Linked DNA regions of Homo sapiens: all the other regions are linked to region 1. Evidence: chromatin contacts called from ENCODE Hi-C or POLR2A ChIA-PET data. All regions are on one chromosome and are shown on one strand. Each heading gives the region's core, a stretch centred on a gene start or an enhancer-like site at or near the end of the contact. The rest is flanking DNA. Distances are from core to core; before and after follow the strand shown. Region 1 holds the start of FAM218A (family with sequence similarity 218 member A). Region 2 overlaps TMEM192 (transmembrane protein 192). Region 3 holds the start of TRIM75 (tripartite motif containing 75).

Region 1 (4,206 bases), core at 1,087-3,586:
ATACCTTACAAATGTAATTAAAATTTTATTATGGTATAGGAACATATACATACCCTACACATGGTTGGCAGCATGGCTATAATCCCAGCACTTTGGGAGGTCAAGGCAGGAAGATCGCTTGAGGTCAGGAGTTCCAGACCAGCCTGGGCAACCATCTCTACAAAAAATAAAATATAAATATGCTGTTTTATATTTACTTAAAATTTTATTGGCCCAGCACAGTGGCTCATGCCTGTAATCCCAGCACTTTGGGAGGCCAAGGCAGGCAGATCACAAGGTCAAGAGATCGAGACCATCTGGCCAACATGATGAAACCCTGTCTCTACTAGAAATACAGAAGTTAGCTGGGCATGGTGGAGGGCACCTGTAGTCCCAGCTACTCAGGAGCCAGAGGCAGAAGAATCGCTTGATCCCGGGAGGCGGAGGTTGAAGTGAGCCGAGATCGTGCAACTGCACTCCAGCCTGGTGACAGAAGGAGACTCCATCTCAAAAAAAAAAAAAAAAAAAATTATTATGGTATTATAGTAGTATACACATGTCCTACACATAACCTATTTGGTTCACTCTTTACTCTGACATCGTATATGAGACAGTTCTTTTGTATGTTGTATGACAATCACAGATTTGGACTTCTCATAAGGGGCCTCATGCTGGTTTGCCCTAATTACATCTAATTATGTCTGAACTGTTCTGCATAATCAGCATATCTACCATTAAACAGTCAACAGAAGAATCAGAAACACAAACCATTCTTGGAATATATTGAGTTCTGTGCCACACCAAATCCTATGTTTTAAAAAATTTTTTCCAGGCTGAGCTCAATGGCTCAAGACTGCAACCCGAGTAGTGTGGGAGGCCCAGGCAGGAAGATTGCTTGAGGTCAAGAGTTTGAGGCTACAGTGAGCTACGAACTTGCCACTGCAGTCCAGCCTGGGTGACTAAGAGAGATTCAGTCTCAAAAAAAAAAAAAAAAAAAAAACAAGTTTTCCAGAAGATATGTCTTTATTGGTGTTTATATTTACAGAAAACTTAAAGGGAAATTGAGGTTGATTTTCCTTGTCTTCATGTGACCACAAAAGGATGAAGAGAGGATATCAGGGACCAGCCCCAGATGACTCAGGTAATCTGAGACCAGGCCTGGGATCCACACACAAGACACACACACCCAGATGGAAGCACAATGCCTAGTCTCGCTCTTTCCTCAATCCCGATTTAAACTAATTTGGCAGTTTTATGAGATTAAAGAGGGTGTAGACAGGAAATTGGTAGAGGATGGAAAATCGATTAAGATTAGGGACAACTGTGAGGAGGAAGACAAAGGAGACAGAATCTGAGAGCCCTGAGGCGGACTGAAAACGGGGAGGCGGCTCAAAGAAAAGAGTAAGAGAAATGAGCTTTTCTGGAACGAGGCATTGATAACGCTGAAACATGATTAGCCTTTTGAAATAAATCTTTCGTTTATTTATTTTTTTGAGACAAGCTCTCGTTCTGTCGTCCAGACTGAGGTGCAGTGGCGCCATCCTGGCTCACTGCAACCTCAACTCCCCAGGTTCAAGCGATTCTCCCACCTCAGCCTCCGGAGTAGCTGGGACCACAGGGGCGGGCCAACATGTCCGGCTAATTTTTGTATTTTTTGTACAGACAGGGTTTCACCATGTTGGCCTGGCTGGTCTCAAACTCCAGAGCTCATGTGATCCGCCCACCTCAGCCTACCAAAGTGCTGGGATTACAGGCATGAGCTTCCATGCCGGGTATAAAAGGAAGCTTTTAAATTGTGGAGTATTTCATACATCCATAATAGTAGAGAGAACATTATGAAGAACGTACACATAAAAAGAAACCAATTTCTATCATTTGAATTAACAATCTTTATAACCCCAGCAACTTCTCCTGCCAATGGAGTAAATTCCCAGACATCTTATAATTTCATCTGTATATTTCATCTTATAATTTCATTATTTATTCCCTAAAAGACAATATCTCAATTATCATAGTGTTACTGTAACTTTTAATAAGCTGTTCAGTGGGAATTATAACCATATTTTTCTCCAACCAGTTATAAATAAGATTCAATAAATTAAAACAGCAACTGGAATTCTCTTCTGTTAAGGCGGGGCAGGGAGAGCCCTCAGTCTGGCACAGGTAGGGTTGGGTGGCAGAAGAGCAAAGCAAACAGCTGAGGTTCCTTCAGAATGCAACTTTCTCACAGAACACAAGGCTCTCAAGGGGCTTCAGCACCCCAAGCACTGCAGCGTTTCTCCCAGGAGGCTGGGCGAGTCCGTAGCGGAAGTCGGAGCGGCAGAGCAGTGATTGGGTGCGGCCGGCACCGTCTCTGGGCTTCGACTTCCGGGTGAGACCGTGAAGGTGTGGCGCGACGTTGGAGACCGGGGCAGCGCCATGTACCACAGTGGATGGAAGGATGCGCGGTGCGGCGGGGCAGCTGTCCTCTTCTCCCCGGACCCAGCGCCTGGAGAGCCAGCCCTGCAGGGTGGGCTGGGCGAGCCAAACTGCGTTCCTGGTGCAGGGCTTCGGGTCTCCCTAACAGACCTTATACGCTGACCGGCGGCCGCCATGGCAGTGTCTCTTTGCTCAGACATCCAGGGACGACCACATTCGTCCAACAGCGGTCGCTCCACCAATCCTGGGAGAAGCGAATCGTTTTCTCCGCGTGCCCTGTCAGCCGCTCATGGTGCCCAGAGAGGAATTTTAGTGGCAGCATTCCGGCTGTCACGCCACCGAAATTGCCAGGCCACTCCAAGTCAGAAGGACCACCAGGAAAAGTCAGGAAGAGAACCACCATCAGGTCCCAGCCTCTTTTTGTGACAAGGACTAGAGGGTTTGGGTCTGCAGTGGGCTGGCTCCCGCTGGGCTCACCTGTCCTATAGAGCAGGCTGCCTCAAGGAAGAAGCTCACAGGGGACATCTGACATCTGAAACAGCAAGTGTAAAATGCTTTAAATAAGCCAAAACTAAACCAATCGTTATGTTAACTAAAAATACATGAATGCTACCGAAGATAGTCGAATATTAGAGGAAGAGATTAAACTCTGATTTTGAGCACTTTGTGCTTTATTCGGAAAATGAATAAGATGCAGTTCTGAAAACCTGAAAATATAAAGAATAGGATATGATACGCACACTAGATGAAAACAAAACTTTCAGACCATATTTTCTTATTTAAAGCTCTAATAAGTGAGATAGCAGAGTAAACTATTCACTCAAATAATTAGTAACTGATATAAGGGTATGTATCAATAACAGGTATTAAGACAAAAACTTTATGAGCTTTTCCATTTTAACAAGGGATGATGATTCTAGACTTCTGCCACAACATTATGGTCGACAAAACATTCTTAATTCATTTTACATAGATCTGACTCTAGATTCTGAAACAGCAAGTCATAATCTTGTATCTCTAAAGATAGAATACAGTGCGATTTGGAAAGACACCACAAAAACTCATGATCCAAAAAAGATTAAGGCTGTTATTACCAGGAGGAAGAGAAAGAGGACAAAATCAAACTGGATAGATATAATAGAGTTGTTTGTTAGAATTGTCTTCCCAGGAGATGGAAAAAGACGCCATCACAATAGGATTCATGCTTTAGTTTTCAGCTATAGAAATGTAATAACTTTGCCAAAGTAATTACACTACATAGAGTGGCAATCGTTCTATTAAAAGTAAGACCCAGTAATGTTAGGATTTGTTCTGGACAATGAAGGGGATGAGGTTTAATCTTATGACTTGAATGCCAGGTCTGAAATCTTTTCTTCAAGTGATATTTTTATGAAACTACTTAGGCTGTGTTTCACACTGGGTATGATTTCTAACCTCTTATAACCTGTACAGTAATAGATTATGAAGGATGAATTATTTGAAAGCTATTTTGTATTATTTAGGAGAGGAGCTCTTCAATTCTGAATTGTCTGCCACTTACAAGCAGAAGAAAGTTTTTTTCTTTCATTATTTTAGCAACTATCAATAAAACAGTATTAGAAATGCCTACTCTTCAGAGATGTAATGGGAATAAATTGTAAAGTACTTTTGATATTCTAAGATGAAAGATGGTATTACACAGTCAATAATTCAATGCTTCCCACATTATGAATTTTATCAAAATTATGTAGAGAGCTATTAGTTCATTCCAGCAACAAAACAGGCTTATATAAAAACAAAAACCTCCTGGGTCATGCCATCCTACACCAA
Region 2 (4,206 bases), core at 563-3,062, 120 kb after region 1:
AAAAAAAAAAACCCCCAAAAAACAAAAAAAAACGGAAGGGAGAAAGGAAATTTTAAAAATACAATTTGGCTTTAGTTTGTGAATGTTGTGTGCAGGTGACACACGATCTTTTTTTTTTTTTTTTGAGAGACAGTGTCTCATTGTTGCCCAGGCTGGTCTCAAACTCCTGGCCTTGAGTGATCCTCCTGCCTCAGCCTCCCAAAGTACTAAGATTACAGGCATGAGCAACTGCTCCCAGCCATACACAATCATCTTTATCTTAGTAGAAAACTTTTAGAATGCCCCGGCAATGGCTGTATCTAAAAGAAACAGGTATTTGCCCTCCATAAGTCAAATAGATGTGGCCAAATCAATATATCCCTTGCCTATATAGTTATATCGAACACATCCCTATATGGTTACATATCAAATATTGAATATTCAGCTAATGATCAAAAAAGATTAACACAGTCATAAATATCCCCTCCCCTCATATTCAGCCTTCAACCAAAAGTCTTTCTAAGGCAGCATATAACAGTGCTAACAGCAAACTGACAAATTAAAGGGGCATACTAGGAAAAATGGAGAAATAATGCCATTTGCTCTGAAAAATACTTCAGTTTTATCTTCAGAATCAGATATGTTTAATATCTGCATATAACTTAATATGCATTTCTTCCATTACAATTTTTAAGTATAATCCAAGGCTTTAAAAGGTATCTTTTTTTTACAGTAATTTAAAATTATAGAAGATGCCTTTCCTATAATTGAAGTTATTGATCAATTGAAGGTATAACCAGACTGAAATATACAGCAACTTCTTGAAGAATGGCAAAAATAAAGTGAAAGTTCTAAATTCTTCTCTGAATTTTTCAGCTATTGCTAATGGAAGGTGCTGCCAATATAATAGGCAACACAGGTTCGTCTAACACAGGTCGGTCTAACACTGGTCCAAGTAATCAATCATCATATCTTATTTCTTTTCTTTTTCTTTTTTGTTTTTTTGAGACGGAGTCTCGCTCTGTCGCCCAGGCTGGAGTGCAGTGGCGTGATCTCGGCTCACTGCAAGCTCCGCCTCCTGGGTCCACACCATTCTCCTGCCTCAGCCTCCCAGGTGGCTGGGACTACAGGTGCCCGCCACCATGCTCGGCTAATTTTTTTTGTATTTTTAGTAGAGACAGGGTTTCACCGTGTTAGCCAGGATGGTCTCAATTTCCTGACCTCATGATCCGCCGTGCCCAGCCCTTATTTCTTAAGAATAGAAAACTGTAGGAATTTGCATAGTAGATCACCTGGTGAGACCTCAGTCCTATGGTGAGAAAAATTCTCTATAAAAGCTATATGGTCCATGATGTCATCCAACACCACATAAGCATATAAAATACATGATAAGGCTCTCCAGGAAAAAATATTCACAAGAAATAATGACTTCTTTCATCAGCTTAAAAGTGGGAAGAACTTATTTGATTAAAACCCTGTTTAAAATCGATTGTCTTGTTAGACTTCCCCTATCCATAATGAAATCATTACAGGGTTCTAATGTCAGGTGGAAAAGTGTTGACTATGGAGTTGTTTAGCCTCTGATCCTAGGATAAACCAAGCAGTTAAATAATTTCCAAAAGTACAAACAGACATTCCCCTCAAGTTATCCGGGCTTCTACAGGTACTTTTCAAGTGACCCACAAGCCCTATATTTTAAACAGCCACAGAAGTCAGAACCAAATTCAGGTTTCCAACAAACACTGTAAAATGCTATTCAGCAAAAGCTGCAGTTCCCCGTGGCAGCTTGTCAGGTGGTCAGTCAGTCTCAATTACTCTGGGTTCCTCTGCAATTGCTGTCATGACCGTGAGCCTCTCACGTTCTACTTGGCTGACAGCCCAGGTCTGAGGAAGTGAGAGCCAACAATCGCTTACTCAGCAGCGCATTGTGTCGCTTCAGGTATTCAATGGTGTCTCCTTGCTTTTCAACAATTTCTTCTAGGCTTGAAATAGTTCTGCAAGTAATCAAGATATAAATGGGTTACACATATTCACCAATACTCATTAGTGTCTTTGCAAATGAGTACCTACTAGTTTTTAGTAAAGCATATTGTATTTGCCACCTTTTCTTAGATGTCAGAAGCCAGGGTAATATTGCCAAATAAGATTATTTTCATAAATCATTTTAGTAACTTCTACTCTTGAAATAAATTTAAAATGCTATAAACTTTCACACCTCTATGTTTTAAAAAAGGCCATCATTGCTTTATTTAAGAAGGATCCTAATTTGTTAGAGTAAGATAATTGAGTATAAGTAATCAACTTAAATGGCGTTTAAAGATAAATAAAGGCAAAATTCATTCAATAATCAGATGACGATTAAAATAGACTACTCTGACCATGGGAAACAATTTTTTAAATGTATGGCATTTGTTTATTTTTGCATTTCTCCTTTTTTCTCCCATACCACAAAAATGTATCTTTTTGCACCTGACACAAATAAAAATATTATATAAGTATATAAAACAAACAAAAAAAATCTAACTCCTTCCTACACTACTGCCCCAACCCACTTCGGTCTCACTGCTCAGAAGTAATAGCTATAAAGTGTTTTTAATTTCCTTCCACTAATTTAAGATATTAGTACTAGGAATAGTGATGATGATAATGATAATGACAATAATATGCCAGATGAATTTTAATGTTGACTAAAAATTGCCTATTCAAGAAATAAAATGTTATTGGATGTGTTTTACTCAGATATTCTATATGTGCTAAAAGGGAACTATTTCAAGGGATGGTAAGTGAGAAATTCAGCATGAAAAATATCACATGGGAATGGTCCCATGTGAACAAAAAAGATTTATTCTTAGAAATAAATAGTTATGCTTATAAATAATGTGGTTACAGGAATGGGCTATGTAACCACATTACTATTATTATTATTTTTTGAGACAGAGTCTAGCTCTGTTGCCCAGGCTGGAGTGCAGTGGCATGATCTCTGCTCACTGCAACCTGCACCTCCTGGGTTTAAGCGATTCTCCTGCCTCAGCCTCCCAAGTAGCTGAGATTACAGGCGCCTGCCACCATGCCCAGCTAATTTTTGTATTTTTAGTAGAGACAGGGTTTTACCATGTTGGCCAGGCTGGTTTCAAACTCCTGACCTCAGGTGATCTGCCCGCCTCAGCTTCCCAAAGTGCTGGGATTACAGGTGTGAGCCACCGCGCCCAGCCAATAACCACATTATTTATAAGCATAACATGAAAAAAACTTTGAATATGCTATTATTTATAAGTATATTCGGAAAAAGACTATCTGAATTCTAATCCTGACTTTGTCACCCACAGACTGTGTGAACTTAATAAGTTACCTAAACTCTCTGGTCTTCAGAGGTTAACACAACAACAAACATTTAGCACTTAATATGTATAAACCACCTAGGAACCTCCCACTCTTTTTTTTTTTTTCTGAGCTGGGCTATTCACTGAAAAAATACTCTTTATATAAAGGTTTTCAAGTTATCTTGATGGAACTGAGAAGGGATATGCTCTGAGTAGAGTCAACTCTTGTATATACTGACTTTTTTTTTTTTGAGACCGAGTCTCTATTTTTTTTTTTTTGAGACGGAAACTTGCTCTGTTGCCCAGGCTGGAGCACAGTGGTGCGATCTCAGCTCACTGCAAACTCCGCCTCATGGGTTCATGCCATTCTCCTGCCTCAGCCTCCTGAGTAGCTGGGACTATAAGCGCCCATCATCACGCCCGGCTAATTTTTTTTTTTTTGTATTTTTCAGTAGAGATGGGGTTTCACCATATTAGCCAGGATGGTCTCGATATCCTGACCCCATGATCCACCCGCCTCGGCCTCCCAAAGTGCTGGGATTACAGGCGTGAGCCACCGTGTCCGGCAGAGACCGAGTCTTGCTCTGTGGCCCAGGCTGGAGTGCAATGGCGCAATCTCGGCTCACTGCAACCTCTGCCTCCCCGGTTCAAGCTATTCTTCTGCCTCAGCCTCTAGGATTACAGGCATGTACCACCATGCCCGGCTAATTTTTGTATTTTTAGTAGAGACGGGGTTTCACCATGTTGACCAGGCTGGTCTCAAACTGCTGACCTCAAGTGATCCACCCTCCTTGGCCTCCTATAGTGCTGGGATTACAGGCGTGAGCCACCATGACTGACCATCTTCTTTTTTTTTTTTTTTTTCAACACAGAGTCTCACTCCATTGCCCAGGCTGGAGTGCAGTGG
Region 3 (4,206 bases), core at 614-3,113, 97 kb after region 1:
GGTGTGTCTGAGAGCACACAGGGAGTATGTCAAGAGACAACCAGAAGACAGCACTCTACAATCCTCTGATGGTCTTCATCTCTATTTATTTGTTCTTTTCCCAGAAAATATTAAACATTTAAAATATACTATATTAAAACTCTATTATAGTTTAGAGGATTGAAAACATTCAGTTTCACTTTTTTGTTTGTTTGTTTTTGAGATAGAGTCTCACTCTGTCGCCCAGGCTGGAGTGCAGTGGCATGATCTCAGCTCACTGCAACCTCCGCCTCCCAGGATTCTCCTGTCTCAGCCTCCTGAGTAGCTGGGATTATGGGCGTGCACCACCATGCCCAGCTAATTTTCTGTATTTTTAGTAGAGACGGGGTTTCGCTGTGTTGCCCAGGCTGGTCTTGAACTCCTGAGCTCAGGCAATCCGCCCCCCCTCAGCCTCCCAAAGTGCTGGGATTACAGGCGTTAGCCACCATGCCTGGCCACTCAGTTTCATTTTTAAGACAGAACTCTCACTCATTTTGGCATTAAAACTCCTTTGGAGGAAAAATTGCTATATTTTGATTATTTCCTTTATAATCATATGGTGGGGCCAAAACCAAATGGAATCAGCTAATGGGTGGGAGGGACAGAATTGAGAAAGGATCACTTACCCTCAGAAATGTAAATTAATCCAAATAATCTGTTCTTTTACTTTGACTTCAGGCTCTGGGCTGATTACCTTTGGGAATTATAATGAGTGTTTATCTCTTGTCTCCCATTAGAGCCACTCTGGCCTTTGCCCCTGATACTCCTCTGAAATGCTCCCACGCATTTTTATCAGTCCCTTTACAGTTGTCCTGATCCCCTAGGAGCGGGACCCTGCTGTGGGCCCCGGACAGCTGCCCCTCAGTCTCTTTGGTCTCTTGGACAGATGACTCTTTCTCTGCCTGCCCCTTAGGACTCATGGCTTCTTGAGGATCTGTGTATGGCCAGTGTTGTCAATCTGTCTTCTGCTTTCACAGGACACACATGAAGCCAAACACAGCCCCCAGATTAGCATCCCAGGTGACAGCACTGGATTCTGAGGGGCGGGGGATGAGGGAGGACAGCCAGGGTCAGCTAACCAGGTGAGGGTTCCCAGGTGTCCCCAAGGAGGGTGTGTCAGAGCTCAGGGACACAGTGTGGGGCAGGACACCAGGACTTGATGGTGGATTTGTAGGGAGCAAAAGAAATGAGGGAAATCAGAGATGTCTTCTTGATTTTCTGCTTCAAATATTAGGTGAACAAAGATTCCATTGATTGAGGTGGAGAAGACTGGGAGACGGCCAGGTTTCTGGCTTCAGAGTTCAGGAGAAATCAAGATTCCTGTTTTGTTTTGTTTTGTTTTGCTTTTGAGACAGTCTCACTCTGTCGCCCAGGCTGGAGTGCAGTGGCGCCATCTCGGCTCACTGCAACCTCTGCCTCCTGGGTTCAAGCAATTCTCCCTGCCTCAGCCTCCCAAATAACTGGGATTACAGGTGCCTGCCGCCACACCCAGCTAATTTTTTGTATTTTCCACAGAGACAGGGTTTCACCATGTTGCTCAGGCTTGTAAGGGATATCTTTCAGCAGGTAGCCCAGTTGCAGGCTCTGGGTTGAAATCTCCTTTAGTCTTTCTCAACTTCTCTGTTCCTTTTCACTCATCTAAATAAGGTGGGCTCTGGTTATTTGCATGAGCAAATGCAAACCTGCCCTATTCAGTTATTACAAAAAAGACTCCAAAGTTCTTAGATCAAGGCCAAGGACACTTAAGTGCTTACAGGGAGGAAGCCTCCCCCACCCTCTCTTGCCCCTACCCCTCCCACTTCCAGGTGGAAGCTGGTCTTAGCTGGGTGGAGTCCTCACAGCTGCACTTTCCATGTGTGTTTAGTTAGTATCTAGTGTGTGGCCTTTTGCACGGATAAAGGACCGCCGCAGAGCTCCCCCTGCTCCAGGTAAGCTGGGAAGTGACATTCCGTGGGTGCGGGAGGCTGGAGTGTAGTGAAACCCGTGACCTCTTGAGCACCTGCTCTGTGCCTAGAGGGAGCTTGCACCTCACAAGGGAACCTGAATTCGGCATCAGGTTATTTAATGTTTTTATTTTCATTTATTTTTTTGAGACGCAATCACGCTCTGTGACCCAGGCTGGAGTGCACTGGGGTGATCTTGGCTAACTACAACCTCTGCCTCCTGGGGTCAAGCAATTCTCCTGCCTGTGCCTTCCAAGTAGCTGGAATTACAGGCACTCTCCACCAGTCAGGATAATTTGTGTATTTTTTTTTTTTTTTTTTTTTGAGACAGAGTCTTGCTCTGTTGCCCAGGCTGGAGTGCAGTGGCTATCTTGACTCATTGCAACCTCCGCCTCCCAGGTTCAAGTGATTCTCCTGCCTCAGCCTCCCCAGTAGCTGGGACTACAGGCATGTGCCACCATGCCCAGCTAATTTTTTGTATTTTCAGTAGAAACAGGGTTTCACCATGTTGGCCAGTATGGTCTCGATCTTCTGACCTCGTGATCCACCCGCCGTGGCCTCCCAAAGTGCTGGGATTATAGGTGTGAGCCACCGTGCCTGGCCCATTTTTAGTATTTTTGTATTTTTAGTCTCACCGTGTTGGCCAGGTTGGTCTCGAACCCCTGATCTCAAGTGTTCCGCCTGCCTCGGCCTCCCAAAGTGCTGGGATTGCAGGCATGAACTACCGCGCCTGCGGCATAAGGTTATTTTAAAACGCACGCCATTTATTTATTATGGTTCCTGATTTATTTACTAGTTTTGTCCTAAGTCACCGAAATGCTTACTAAAAAAAGTTAAGCTGAGAGCCCACCCTGTCCTAAGGAGTCAGAAAATGAGGTGACTGATATCTGTCTGGGAACATTCCCAGAAATGCTGGTCTGATGGCGAGTGTGGAATTACCTTCCAGGATGTAGCAGTGAGGGATGGTTTGTGTATAGAGTTGGGGGTGGGGTGGAGGGTTAGAGCCCTGATCCGAGGCCCTGAGGTCCCCATCAGGCTGTTTATGGACTTGATCTCCCTTTATTTAACCACTATTGCTTGCTTACAAAGGACAGACTAAGGCCAGGAGGGGTTAAGTAGCTCCCCCAAGGCCACACAGTTAATAAGGGAACACCAGGAATCAAACTCAACCATTAAAAAAAAATTTTTTTTTGTAGAAATGGGGTCTCACTCTGCCCAGATCTGGTCTTGAATTCCTTGGGCTCAAGCGATCCTCCCAGTTCTGCCTCCCAAAGCACTAATGTTACACGCGTGAGCCACTGTGCCTGGTAAGATAACTACTTTTTTTTTTTTTTTTTTGCGATGGAGTTTCACTCTTGTTGCCCAGGCTGGAGTGCAGTGGCACGATCCTGGCTCACCGCAACCTCCATGTCCCAGGTTCAAGTGATTCCCCTGCCTCAGCCTCCCGAGTAGCTGGGATTACAGGCATGTACCACCATGCCGGGCTAGTTTTGTATTTTTAGTAGAGACAGGGTTTCTCCACGTTGGTTAGGCTGGTCTCAGCTCCCGACCTCAGGTGATCCACCCACCTTGGCCTCCCAAAGTGCTGGGATTACAGGTGTGAGCCACTGTGCCCGGCGATAACTACATTTTACAAAGGAGAGGCGTTTGATACTGAGTCTTGACGCTGGAAGATGAGGCCAGAGGGGAAGCCTGAAATCTGAACAAAGAGAAGGAGCTAAGGAAAGAAAATAGTGGCAGGACCTGAGCTTTGCAGGACTCTGGATCAGCTGTCCAGAGATGCCTCAGGGCGAGAGAATGCACTCTGCTCCAGAAATTTATGCTTGATCAAGAAGTATGCTAGGCGTGGTGGTTCACGCCTGTAATCTCAGCACTTTGGGAGGCCGATGCAGGTGGATCACGTGAGCCCAAGAGTTCAACACAAGCCTGGGCAACACATGAGACGCTGTCTCTCTCTCCCTTTTTTTTTTTTTTTTGAGTCTCACTGTATTGCTCAGGCTGGAATGAAGTGGTGCGATCTCAGCTCACTGCAACCTCTGCCTCCTGGGTTCAAGCGACTTTCCCACCTCAGCCTCTGGAGTAGCTGGGACTACAGGCATCAGTTATCTACACCCATCAACACCCAGTTAATTTTTGTATTTTTAGTAGAGACAGGGTTCCACCATGTTGGCCAGGCTGGGAGACCCCATCTCTTTAAAATATATATATTTTCAGCTTGGCGAGGTGGCTCACACCTGTAATCCCA

What was found. Hi-C counts contacts between places; a loop is a spot of excess contacts on that map. ChIA-PET counts read pairs that join two places held with the same protein, here RNA polymerase II (POLR2A). Pooled maps may share reads with other maps.
Region 2: a map of colonic mucosa shows a loop between it and region 1 (2.4-fold over the local background). The contact joins the enhancer-like site here to the promoter of FAM218A in region 1. A Hi-C loop is called at or near these places in 3 of 168 maps with a recorded cell type or tissue (Right ventricle myocardium inferior, colonic mucosa and naive thymus-derived CD4-positive, alpha-beta T cell), 1 of 37 single-sample maps with no recorded cell type and 8 of 50 pooled maps. POLR2A ChIA-PET finds 5 or more read pairs at or near these places in 2 of 52 experiments (MCF 10A and activated T-cell).
Region 3: a loop to region 1 is called in a map of dorsolateral prefrontal cortex, with 1.9 times the contacts of the local background. The contact joins the promoter of TRIM75 here to the promoter of FAM218A in region 1. A Hi-C loop is called at or near these places in 1 of 168 maps with a recorded cell type or tissue (dorsolateral prefrontal cortex). POLR2A ChIA-PET finds 5 or more read pairs at or near these places in 1 of 52 experiments (GM12878).

Annotation. Positions count from the first base shown.
Region 1 is chr4:164,954,612-164,958,817 of GRCh38, forward strand. It overlaps FAM218A (family with sequence similarity 218 member A), which reads left to right and starts at 2,337. Exons shown (of 1, transcript NR_160935.1): 1 at 2,337-4,206. It also overlaps a transcript of TRIM61 not described here. RefSeq lists enhancers at 2,087-2,136, 2,437-2,596.
Region 2 is chr4:165,077,824-165,082,029 of GRCh38, forward strand. It overlaps TMEM192 (transmembrane protein 192), which reads right to left. Exons shown (of 6, transcript NM_001100389.2): 6 at 1-1,973. The coding sequence ends at 1,835. Among named protein-coding and RNA genes, the nearest start is that of TRIM75, 26 kb to the left of the region's middle. Within about 2 kb of position 1,813, at least 2 of the 41 ENCODE cell types and tissues checked have a DNase peak (open chromatin) inside an H3K27ac peak, as active enhancers do.
Region 3 is chr4:165,052,003-165,056,208 of GRCh38, forward strand. It overlaps TRIM75 (tripartite motif containing 75), which reads left to right and starts at 1,864. Exons shown (of 2, transcript NM_001396070.1): 1 at 1,864-1,946.